Regions from separate parts of the Homo sapiens genome. Here region 1 is linked to region 2. Evidence: chromatin contacts called from ENCODE Hi-C or POLR2A ChIA-PET data. All regions are on one chromosome and are shown on one strand. The core of a region is the stretch at or near the end of the contact, and the rest is flanking DNA. Distances in the headings are between cores, read along the strand shown.

Region 1 (5,091 bases), core at 1,102-3,601, 35 kb before region 2:
CATCTGAAGCAACAAACTCCGGGCACGCAATTTTTAAGAACTGTAACGCTCACTGCGGGTGTCCGCAGCTTAATTCTTGAAGTCAGCAAGACCGAGAACCCACCAACTCCGGACACAGTACTTTGATATCTTTTGCTCTATTTGCGTTTTTGTGTAACCTTATATTTCTGACTACTTTAAACCTACATATTATTAAGTCAACAAAGTTTAGCACTTTTTATATTCACGGATTTTATCTTTTATTATAACGTGAACTTTTTTCCATTTGATGCTTTTCAAATACTTCTGAAGCATTCTTAAATTTTTGCTTTCTTTGTATTTGTGTCAAGTAGACGCACTTTTTCCCCACTCTTCAATTTTTTCTTTTATGTGTTAATACATTTTTAAGTGTTAATTTTAAGCAATTCCTCCTCTTCCTCGTATTTCTTGATACGGTGTTGAGCATCGATTTGCTTGGGACTGTTTGGTTCATTTGATGTTTGCAATCCTCGAAGGCACAGCTATGAGCTCCGTTTTTTGGTTGAGGTAATTAAGTAGCAGGGTAAAGACTCAACAGCTAATCAATGGCCAACTGAGATTTGAACCCAAATTTATCTGGTTGCAAAGCTCGTGCTGTGTTCCATGCTGCTTGGAGATTTTTTTTTTCCACCAAATCTGAGATTGTCGGAATTTTGATTAGAAAGAATGAAATATCTATTTATGACTATAATGCTATTATGACAAGAAATCATTTAGCCAAATTTGCCTTTGGATGAATTGTCCGTGCCAAAAGGCCTTTGTCTTTTGGGTAAATTGGCTAATTGACAAACTACCAATTAGCCATTTTATTTGTTTTAATTTCCAGCTTTCCGTACTCTGTGTCTTTTAAGTTGTTTGTGCCAGAACGGTGCTATGTGTATCAGATGCTCAGTAATTATCTGTGGAACAAGTCACTGGTCTATAATGATATTGTTGTTGTCAATCTACTTAAGAACCAAAAATAAACTCCTCTTTTAATTCCCCCTATATAGAATAAGTCGCTTTGCATGTTTCTCATTCTTCTTTAACAATCCCTGTTCTTCCTCCATCTTCTATAATTTACTCAGAAGTAAATACGCAGACTTTTATTAAGTATTTTTCTCATGTAAAGTACACTTTTCAAGTTATTTTCATCTTTGTCCTTCCATTTTATATTCTGCTTTGCTTTGGTGTATTTCCGGTTCCTCTCTAATGCTTACTAATTTCAATATCCACCTCTAGTCCTATACGAGGACTTGCTATCTGGGGGTGGTTGATTTTTATTTGCCCCTTGATGGTCTAGTGCAGGTTTGGAGAAACTCAGGAACGAGGAATAGTCGTGCAGTGTCTGAGCCTTTGCCCTCCTGAGAACTGCTTTTCAGTTGTTTTCATGCACACAGGTTGCAGTGCTCAGCCCTGCCCCATTCAGCTCTTGAGAGGCATTCTTCTGGCTCCAGCAGATTCAAGATGGGAGAGAATGGAGACGGGTCTCCAAAGCACTATGGAATGCAGTGCATTCTGTAGGTTTTTCATGTGTTTGGTCGATACAGACGCAGAACATGCAATGCTATGCCACCTCCCTGGCCCTCTGCCCCTCCTGCCTTGCCTCATGCTTTGAGGATTCCATCTCTTCTGAGTTGGAGGAGCCGCCACCTCCCAGTGCACCTCTTCTGTGTAATACTGGGTTGCACAATAGAAATCGTTATCCTCGTCTGAGTGTTGAGCTGGGAAGAGGGAGCAAGTATGGACTAGTAGGGTGGTGATTCACCTACCGTTTTGGTGACCCTGTGCTTGTAACCCATCATTGGGATAGGGCAGCACGGCTACATTAATGACTCAACCTCCTCCTATCCATTGGAATGTGAGGCTCCGCTTCAGAGGAAGAGAACACATCACCTGGAGCTGAGCTGCTCGAGCTTACCCTGCACCGTGAGAAGGCTTCATCAGCCGTTGTCCCCAGCAACCTCCACTGCTGATGGGTCTTCTACGCTTCATTTGCTAGTCACACCGCCCTCTTGTGGTGGGGCCGGGGGAGTGTGCGCACCGATTGGTTACTCGGAAGCATTCGCATTTGCTGTTTCCCTAGAAACATTTGTTAGGTGGCACAGGTGTCTCCTGTAAGTTTCAGGGGGCGTGAAACTTACAGAGAGCATATTCTCTCCTCAGACCCTCTCAAGCTTAAAAGGCTTTGTTCGGTTCATCCCTTTCATTCTCTGTTGAGGAGACCGAGGCCAAATCACCAAAGCATCTTGCTAAAGCCTTTAAATGTCCACATCAAAACCCAGGTCACTTTTCCAGGGTTCTTTCCCTTTACATACAACCTGCACCTAATCACAAGAATTGTTTCTGCCATTTAGATTTGGTGTGGCATCCAAGAAAAAACTTTCCTGAAGGGATTAGGATTCCAAATGTTTGGAAATACGCAGCAATTTGGCGTCTTCTGTGCATAATTGCAGTCTCCAGGCGACAGGCCGGGGCGCCGGGATGTGTGAGGACCAGGCTGCCCCACCCCCATGTGGATGTGTCTGTCCATGATGGGCGTCCGCCAAAGCCTCAGCCTCTGCTGAGACCCAGACACATAGGGACCCTACAGGATGAGGACGTGCAGCCCAGGCAGACACCAAAACATGCTCAGTTTCTCCAGTGCCACAAAAACTGCTCCTTTAGCAAATTCAACCTATCCTGCACATTAAGCTTTCGATACTTTTAGCTGTTGTCCTGTTTTACTAAATGTTTTAGCATTGCTGAGCCAAACCCACACATCTCCATTGTTTAGAATCTGAGCAAGAGAGGCAGAGGCCTAGATTCTTCAGCAGTTCTAGAAACTGGAGAGTTCTCAAAGCTTCAAACAATAACCTACATACTGCAAAACGTGTGAATGTGTACAAACCAATTTGTTAATTAGAATATTGCCTTAGGGTCAGGCATGATGGCCCACTCCTGTAATCCCAGCACTTTGGGAGGCCAAGGCAAGAAGATCGCTTGAGTCCAGGAGTTTGAGATCAGCCTGGGTAATGTAGTGAGACCCCATCTCTACAAGAAATGTAAAAATTAACCAGGTGTGGTGGAGCATGCTTGTAGTCCTGCTACTTGGGAGGCTGAGGCAGGAGAATCGCTTGAGTCTAGGATGTCCAGGCTACAGGGAGCCATGTCATTGCACTCCAGCCTGGGTGACAGAGTGAGACCCTACCTCAAAAACAAAAAAACTATGTTGCCTCAGAATTCACAACTTTTCTGGAAACTGTGAGGCTCTTGGGAAAGTATTTGTGTGCCTGTGTTGGGGGTTTAGATATATGAATTTTTCACATGATGTTGGCGTATGCAGCAATGCAACATTTCAAGGTCTGGAATCCCTTTACTGGTTTAAGAATATTAAAAGTTAACTGAATTTTCTCTAAAATCATCATATCTGATATGTTTACATGAAAAATCATTTTTTCTTGAAATCTAGTAATTTTTAAAAAATAATTAGTTCTGTGCAGAAGCTCTTTAGTTTAATTAGATCCCATTTGTCAATTTTGTCTTTTGTTGCCATTGCTTTTGGTGTTTTGGACATGAAGTCCTTGCCCACGCCTATGTCCTGAATGGTAATGCCTAGGTTTTCTTCTAGGGTTTTTATGGTTTTAGGTTTAACGTTTAAATCTTTAATCCATCTTGAATTGATTTTTGTATAAGGTGTAAGGAAGGGATCCAGTTTCAGCTTTCTACATATGGCTAGCCAGTTTTCCCAGCACCATTTATTAAATAGGGAATCCTTTCCCCATTGCTTGTTTTTCTCAGGTTTGTCAAAGATCAGATAGTTGTAGATATGCGGCATTATTTCTGAGGGCTCTGTTCTGTTCCATTGATCTATATCTCTGTTTTGGTACCAGTACCATGCTGTTTTGGTTACTGTAGCCTTGTAGTATAGTTTGAAGTCAGGTAGTGTGATGCCTCCAGCTTTGTTCTTTTGGCTTAGGATTGACTTGGCAATGCGGGCTCTTTTTTGGTTCCATATGAACTTTAAAGTAGTTTTTTCCAATTCTGTGAAGAAAGTCATTGGTAGCTTGATGGGGATGGCATTCAATCTGTAAATTACCTTGGGCAGTATGGCCATTTTCACGATATTGATTCTTCCTACCCATGAGCATGGAATGTTCTTCCATTTGTTTGTCTCCTCTTTTATTTCCTTGAGCAGTGGTTTGTAGTTCTCCTTGAAGAGGTCCTTCACATCCCTTGTAAGTTGGATTCCTAGGTATTTTATTCTCTTTGAAGCAATTGTGAATGGGAGTTCACCCAAATGAGTATAAATCATGCTGCTATAAAGACACATGCACACGTATGTTTATTGCGGCACTATTCACAATAGCAAAGACTTGGAACCAACCCAAATGTCCAACAATGATAGACTGGATTAAGAAAATGTGGCACATATACACCATGGAATACTATGCAGCCATAAAAAATGATGAGTTCATATCCTTTGTAGGGACATGGATGAAATTGGAAACCATCATTCTCAGTAAACTATCGCAAGAACAAAAAACCAAACACCGCATATTCTCACTCATAGGTGGGAATTGAACAATGAGATCACATGGACACAGGAAGGGGAATATCACACTCTGGGGACTGTGGTGGGGTCGGGGGAGGGGGGAGGGATAGCATTGGGAGATATACCTAATGCTAGATGACACATTAGTGGGTGCAGCGCACCAGCATGGCACATGTATACATATGTAACTAACCTGCACAATGTGCACATGTACCCTAAAACTTAGAGTATAATAAAAAAAAAAAAAGAAAAAGAAAAAAAAATAATAATAATAATTAGTTCTTAGAGTCTCCTTTCGAAAAAAATATTCCTGACCTTCAGGAGTCCACCTGCCCTGCTCTGCCAGCAGAACTGTAAAGAAGCATCATCCTCCCGGGCTCCAGAGGCTCCATGGCCCGTGCCGCTTCTCCTGCTGTGAACCCTGTTCCCGTCCCTCCCCGTGCCCGTCTGTCCTTCCCATCCAGAGCCACCTCTTCCCCTTCCAGGGGCTGATGAGGACATCTGCTCTGACCAATCCCTGAGGGTCCCTGCCCCAGTCACTGTCACCCTCCACTGAAATC
Region 2 (5,210 bases), core at 2,597-5,096:
CAAATTCCTTTACCATTTCATTTGTGTTACACTTATCTCTTTAAGCCATCTGGAATGTATTTCACTGTGAGGTAAGAATCCAACTTTAATTTTTTTCCCCCAAAACTGTAACCACCTATGCCAGTAACATTTATTGCACAATCCGCTCTTTTCCGCACGGATTTCATTCTCCCTTTTCATGTGATAAATACTTACATATCTTGAGTCATTTCTGAACCATCAATGCTTCGCTCTGATTCTATTTTCTGTCAGCACCAGTGCCGTGCTCCTCTCATTACTCTGGTTCTAAGGCGTGTTGATATTTTGGACCCGGGGCCACTTCACGTTGTTATTTTCCAGGCTCCCGACTGTTCTTGCACAGTCATTCTACCAAGTGAACTCAATATCATTTTGTTCCCCCCAAGTAGACTTTTGGCATTTTAATTGGAATTCTATCCACAACACATCAGAGTGCCCTCCCCAGAGACCTGGCATGTTAAACATGAAGTCCTTGCCCAGAGCAGGGGCTGCCTCGTCCCTTCCAGGTCTCATGCTGAAGAGGGCTCTGCCACTGCTCTCACGCACCTCCTGATTTATGACACTCTGCACTTCATCATTCTGTAACTCTTGCAAATAAAATGCATTTTTCTTTCTTCTTCTTTTTTTTTTTTTTTTTTGAGACAGGGTCTTGCTCTGTTGCCCAGGCTGGGGTGCAGTGTTGCAATCACACAGTCTCAGCTCACTGCAGACTCAAACTACTGGCCTCAAGCGATCCTACCACCTCAGCCTCCTGAGTAGCTGAGACTACAGGCGCCCACCACCATGTCAAGCTAATTTTTTGTAATTTTTGCAGACATGGTGTTTCACCATTTTGCCTAGGGTGGCCTCAAACTCTTGGACTCAAGAGACCTGCCCACCTTAGGGCCTCCCAAAGTGCTGGGATCACAGGCATGAGCCACCGTGCCTGGCCAAATGCATTTTCTCAACTGAGTCACATTTCCTTCATTCAAAAACAATGTTGATTAGAAAATGCACCATTAACTTGATGTCACCTTTCCAGGAAAAAAAAGGCTATTATATTTAATATATGTAATGGTCATGAAAACATCCCAATTTCAGAAAAAAATAATAAGTGAACAGGTATATATGTATTCAAAATAAGTATACACATACATGCATACATACAGACAGCAGAGTTGATCCTTCACTCTGAGGATCTAAACTTGGTTTTGCCGATACATGGAGCATCTAGAAAAATCACAGATGCTTAGACATGGATGTTTTGTTACCAGCCACCTCCTGAACTCATATCCGTTCTAGTCATTTTTAAGTTGTCCCTGGAAAGACAATAACTCAGATCATCCTCAAATAATGAAAATAATGTCTCCTCTGTGTCATAGCTTGGTTTTTTTCTTGTCTTATCAACGGGGATTTTGTTGTGAGCCTCATTCTGGGCCACTTGGGTCGATCTCTTCTCTGCTATGCCTTTTCATCAGCAGACACGAGGAAGAGCGGCAGCCACCAGTCTTCTTAATGCCTGTACACCAAAGGTGGTCTTCCTGTTGCTTCATGTGATAAGCAGTTTATGCATCTGTGTGCAGCCAAGGGGAAGCCTCAGGCCTTCAGAGCTTTTTCCTTGTGGTGCTGTTGTTTTTTGACCTAAGTGTTTGAAAGATCCCTTCTTCCTTGCAGCTTAAGTGTTTTATTGGTGTATGTCGAGGGATGTGTTTCTTTCTGTATTCTATTTCTGTTGATTTAGCAGGTGCTGGGGGAGCTTCTGCAGACCCATCTTGCTGCCCTGCTGTGTCTCTGAATATGGTTTTCATCCCGTGGAGTCTGGCTCTGCCTTGAGGACACCCATAGTTCAGACGTTCCCCCATATGCAGTATCCTTTTATTCTCCTCTTGTTTAAAATCCCATCCACCCTTTTGCCTCGTCCCTATGCATTCTGGAGGCCTCCGGGCTCCCACTCCACATCACGAGGGAGCTTCCCGAAGGACCTGTTTTGCCTTTGACAGGACTTTAAATTCTGGAGTGACTGTCTTTGACTTCAAAACCACATTTCCTCCTCACACCAGGCCCCCTTTGTGTCTCTTCCTGCCTCTTAGCAGTCCTTCCCGTATGTGTTTTCTTATTCCTTCTTTCATCTCTAGCTATGCTTGTATTTTCTGTTCTAGATAACCTCATCATGGTGCATGGGCATCCATCAGCCCTGAGCTACTCTTGACTCAGGCAGCTCATGAAGCCGATTTCGCACCTGCTCTCTGAACACTGAGGTCACACTGGTGAGTTTCCTTGCTAAGCCTACATGTGTCCTTTGCTCTCATGGAGTACCGCTCCCTGTGGCATGTCACGGTGCCCCTACCCAGACGTCGCAGAGAGAGACAGTTCCCTTGAGGACACTGCTGTTTGCCAGGGCTGCATAGGTGTCATGTGCCTGCCATGAAGGCACCACAGATCCGTGCAGTGGCACCATTTCCAGCTCAAGAAGTAGCCCATCCCACTGCCTGACAGCTATTAGTGCCATTGGCCCAAGATCACTTTAGCCTGGGGGCTGGTCACACAAGTTAGGGGGTCATTATTGTGAAAATTTTATCTATTATAGCTGAGATATAATAGACTGTATATATTATCTGTGTCCTCTCCTCTCACCCCATCCTCTCGGCTGAGGCTGAGGAGGGTGGCCGAGTGTAACAGAAAGTGTTCATCAGGAGATAGATGGGGCTGTGGAGGGAGAAAGGGCAGCCAGGGCAGAGACAGACAGACACCGAACCTCAGAAAACACCCATTCTTGAGGACAGCATCAGGGTAGGATTTGAGGTCAGGCCAGGCAGATGACCCCCTTTAGATCCCAGGACTCTGGGCTCCATGACAGCAAATCTGGCCACAGTGTGTGTGTTGGCAGTGGGTGTGGGGCAGGGGGCGCTGCTGATTGGCAAGGGCTCTTAGGAGTGTCTGGCTCCTACCCCCTGTTGGAAAATACAGTACACTTATGCATGCTTTGAAATTGAACATCTGTCCCCAATAATGTATGGCAATGGACATTTTCATTTTGAGTTAATGAAATTTCCATTTTTTAATAAAAAAATAGATAATGAATGAGACTGACAACATGAATGAAAACTCTCAGTTCTCGAAAACAAGCAGCCAATCTCATCACCAACAGAACTCAAGAGTGTTCAGGACACCTCTGCAATTCCTCTGAGCAAGGCCCACACTGCGAACCCAGCCCTGCTCAGTCCAGTGAGCTTGGAGATCTAGCCAGCAGCAGTGCCCAGCTGTGGGGTGATGGAGAGTCCGGGGCTCATGGAGAAGGTGGCCTTGGGAACACATGTGTTAGGGGCCGAGGATGCAGGTGCACACTACCAGGGAGGATGGGATTGCCTTTGTAAATTAGATCTTCCTATTGCAGGTTTGTGCAGCCTGGCCTCTAATTCCTAGGCCAGAAATTAACTCCAAATTCCAGACTCAGGTCTCCCTGCTGACCTGTGAATGTGAGTCAACTAAAATGGTAGAAATAAGATTCTTCTGGTTTCATGGAACGTCTTGCAAGACTGAAGGCCACTGCAGTCAACTTCTGACCTTGAGGGGTACTCTCAGCTCAGATTCTTTGTAATTAATCCTACTCAACTTTGGTAAAGTGATGACAACAGAACTTAGTTTATGATCTCATTTATCACCCTCCTTGTCACTAAAATACGAGATGCAAGTGCTCCACCCAAATATTTGAAGAAAAGCCAGCGAATGCAAAGTGTAAATTCCTTCCCAGCATCATTGGCTTGTGAACTTGTCAAGGGGTGGCTCTGAGTGCTGAGCTCCTTGCAACTGCCTCCTGGGATTTGCTTGTGAAGAAAGGAAGGGAACAGATTCAAGTCAGATTTTGCCTTGGGAGCCCATCTTGCTCTAGGCCAAATTAAATGCATGTATTCCATTAGTATGTGGTAAGAGATTAAAATTATGATAGAATTGGCTGGTCTACAGTCTTCTAGAACAAAAAACGGCAACTGTTTGCTTGTGGGAGGGAAGCATTTGTGAGTTTTTAAAAATCTGAAAATGAGAATAAACATTCATATGACTCATGGATTAGTCAGACCGTGTATGTTTTTCCCCAACTCCCTGGAGCAACTGACATAATCAAGGTGCTCATTGGCTAAGTTGACCTTCTCCTCACCCACACTACTGAAGTAGAATCTAGTTGCCTTTCCTTAGCCTCCACCCGCACAAGCGTCATCCTGGCTGTTCTAAGCAATGACAACAATGGACAAACATAGAGGATGAGGCAGACATTCAGAGTTGTGCAACTTAGTATTATGCCCTAGTTTGTGCAAGAGGGTCAAGTCTGGTGTTTCTGGGTAATTTCTCAAATATGTCTGGAAAATATTTTTTACACTTTTTTCCCCCAGATGGCAGAATTCGAACAACATGTGGAAGATTTATGAACAACATTTTGGGCTCAGTATAGGGAAAGACTTTCTAAAGAGAGTTGCCCACCCATGCCAAAGTCCATCTCGAATTATCCCAACTTGAAAGCATTTTCAGTGGGAGCTGAACAACAATCAGTCAGGGATGCTTTCAAGGGGTGGACTTCAGCAGTCACAGTTGGTGACCTGCCCATAGGCCCCCGCGGCCTCCAACTGGAGGTGCTTGCAGCTCTGTCTTAAGGCTTTCTCTGCAAGGAGGATCAAGCCAGAAATACCAGGGAGTTAAAGGCACCCCTGGGAACAACCCTCACCCAGTGACTGACAAGAGTTGGTGGGTAAAGACCCCAACTTTCTTACTCCTCAGGTTGGCCAACACTGATGCACATTCTATAATTGGCCGGAGGTCCCCCGTGGGATTGGGCCCAGCCCCCACAGCAGTCAATGATGCTCCTTCTTGCATTTTTCCGATCTTTCATTCTGCATTCACCCAACAGTGCTTCCTGGAATCACCCTCAAAATAATTACTTGTGCTCAAATCCTTGTCTCAGGGGCTGCTACTGGGGGAGCCCATCCTAAGAAAGGGGGTTTGTGCATTGGGTGGTTAGGTTGTGGGAGGAAAAAAAATGAATCTCACCCTCTGGAACCTTGAAATCTAAACCTAGGAAGAAGAAAAAGAAAGACAATTGATACTGGTTTGAAGATGAAGAGGCTGGAGTCAGGATCAACTGAGCAACCACTGACCATGCCCTGAGGACCAGGAAGAACTGAGGACCAGGAAGACGTGCCCCAGGTATGACGGACACTCAGAGA

What was found. Hi-C counts contacts between places; a loop is a spot of excess contacts on that map. ChIA-PET counts read pairs that join two places held with the same protein, here RNA polymerase II (POLR2A). Pooled maps may share reads with other maps.
Region 1: a loop to region 2 is called in a map of mammary epithelial cell, with 4 times the contacts of the local background. The contact joins the promoter of LINC01937 here to the enhancer-like site in region 2. A Hi-C loop is called at or near these places in 2 of 168 maps with a recorded cell type or tissue (ascending aorta and mammary epithelial cell) and 5 of 50 pooled maps. POLR2A ChIA-PET finds 5 or more read pairs at or near these places in 3 of 52 experiments (BJ, MCF 10A and activated naive CD4-positive, alpha-beta T cell).

Annotation. Positions count from the first base shown.
Region 1 is chr2:238,717,249-238,722,339 of GRCh38, reverse strand. LINC01937 (long intergenic non-protein coding RNA 1937) reads right to left here and starts at 2,351. Exons shown (of 3, transcript XR_924050.2): 1 at 1,919-2,351.
Region 2 is chr2:238,683,592-238,688,801 of GRCh38, reverse strand. No RefSeq gene overlaps it. Among named protein-coding and RNA genes, the nearest start is that of LINC01937, 34 kb to the left of the region's middle. RefSeq lists an enhancer at 3,781-4,980. Within about 2 kb of position 3,846, at least 7 of the 41 ENCODE cell types and tissues checked have a DNase peak (open chromatin) inside an H3K27ac peak, as active enhancers do; they include ascending aorta, where a contact is called at or near this core.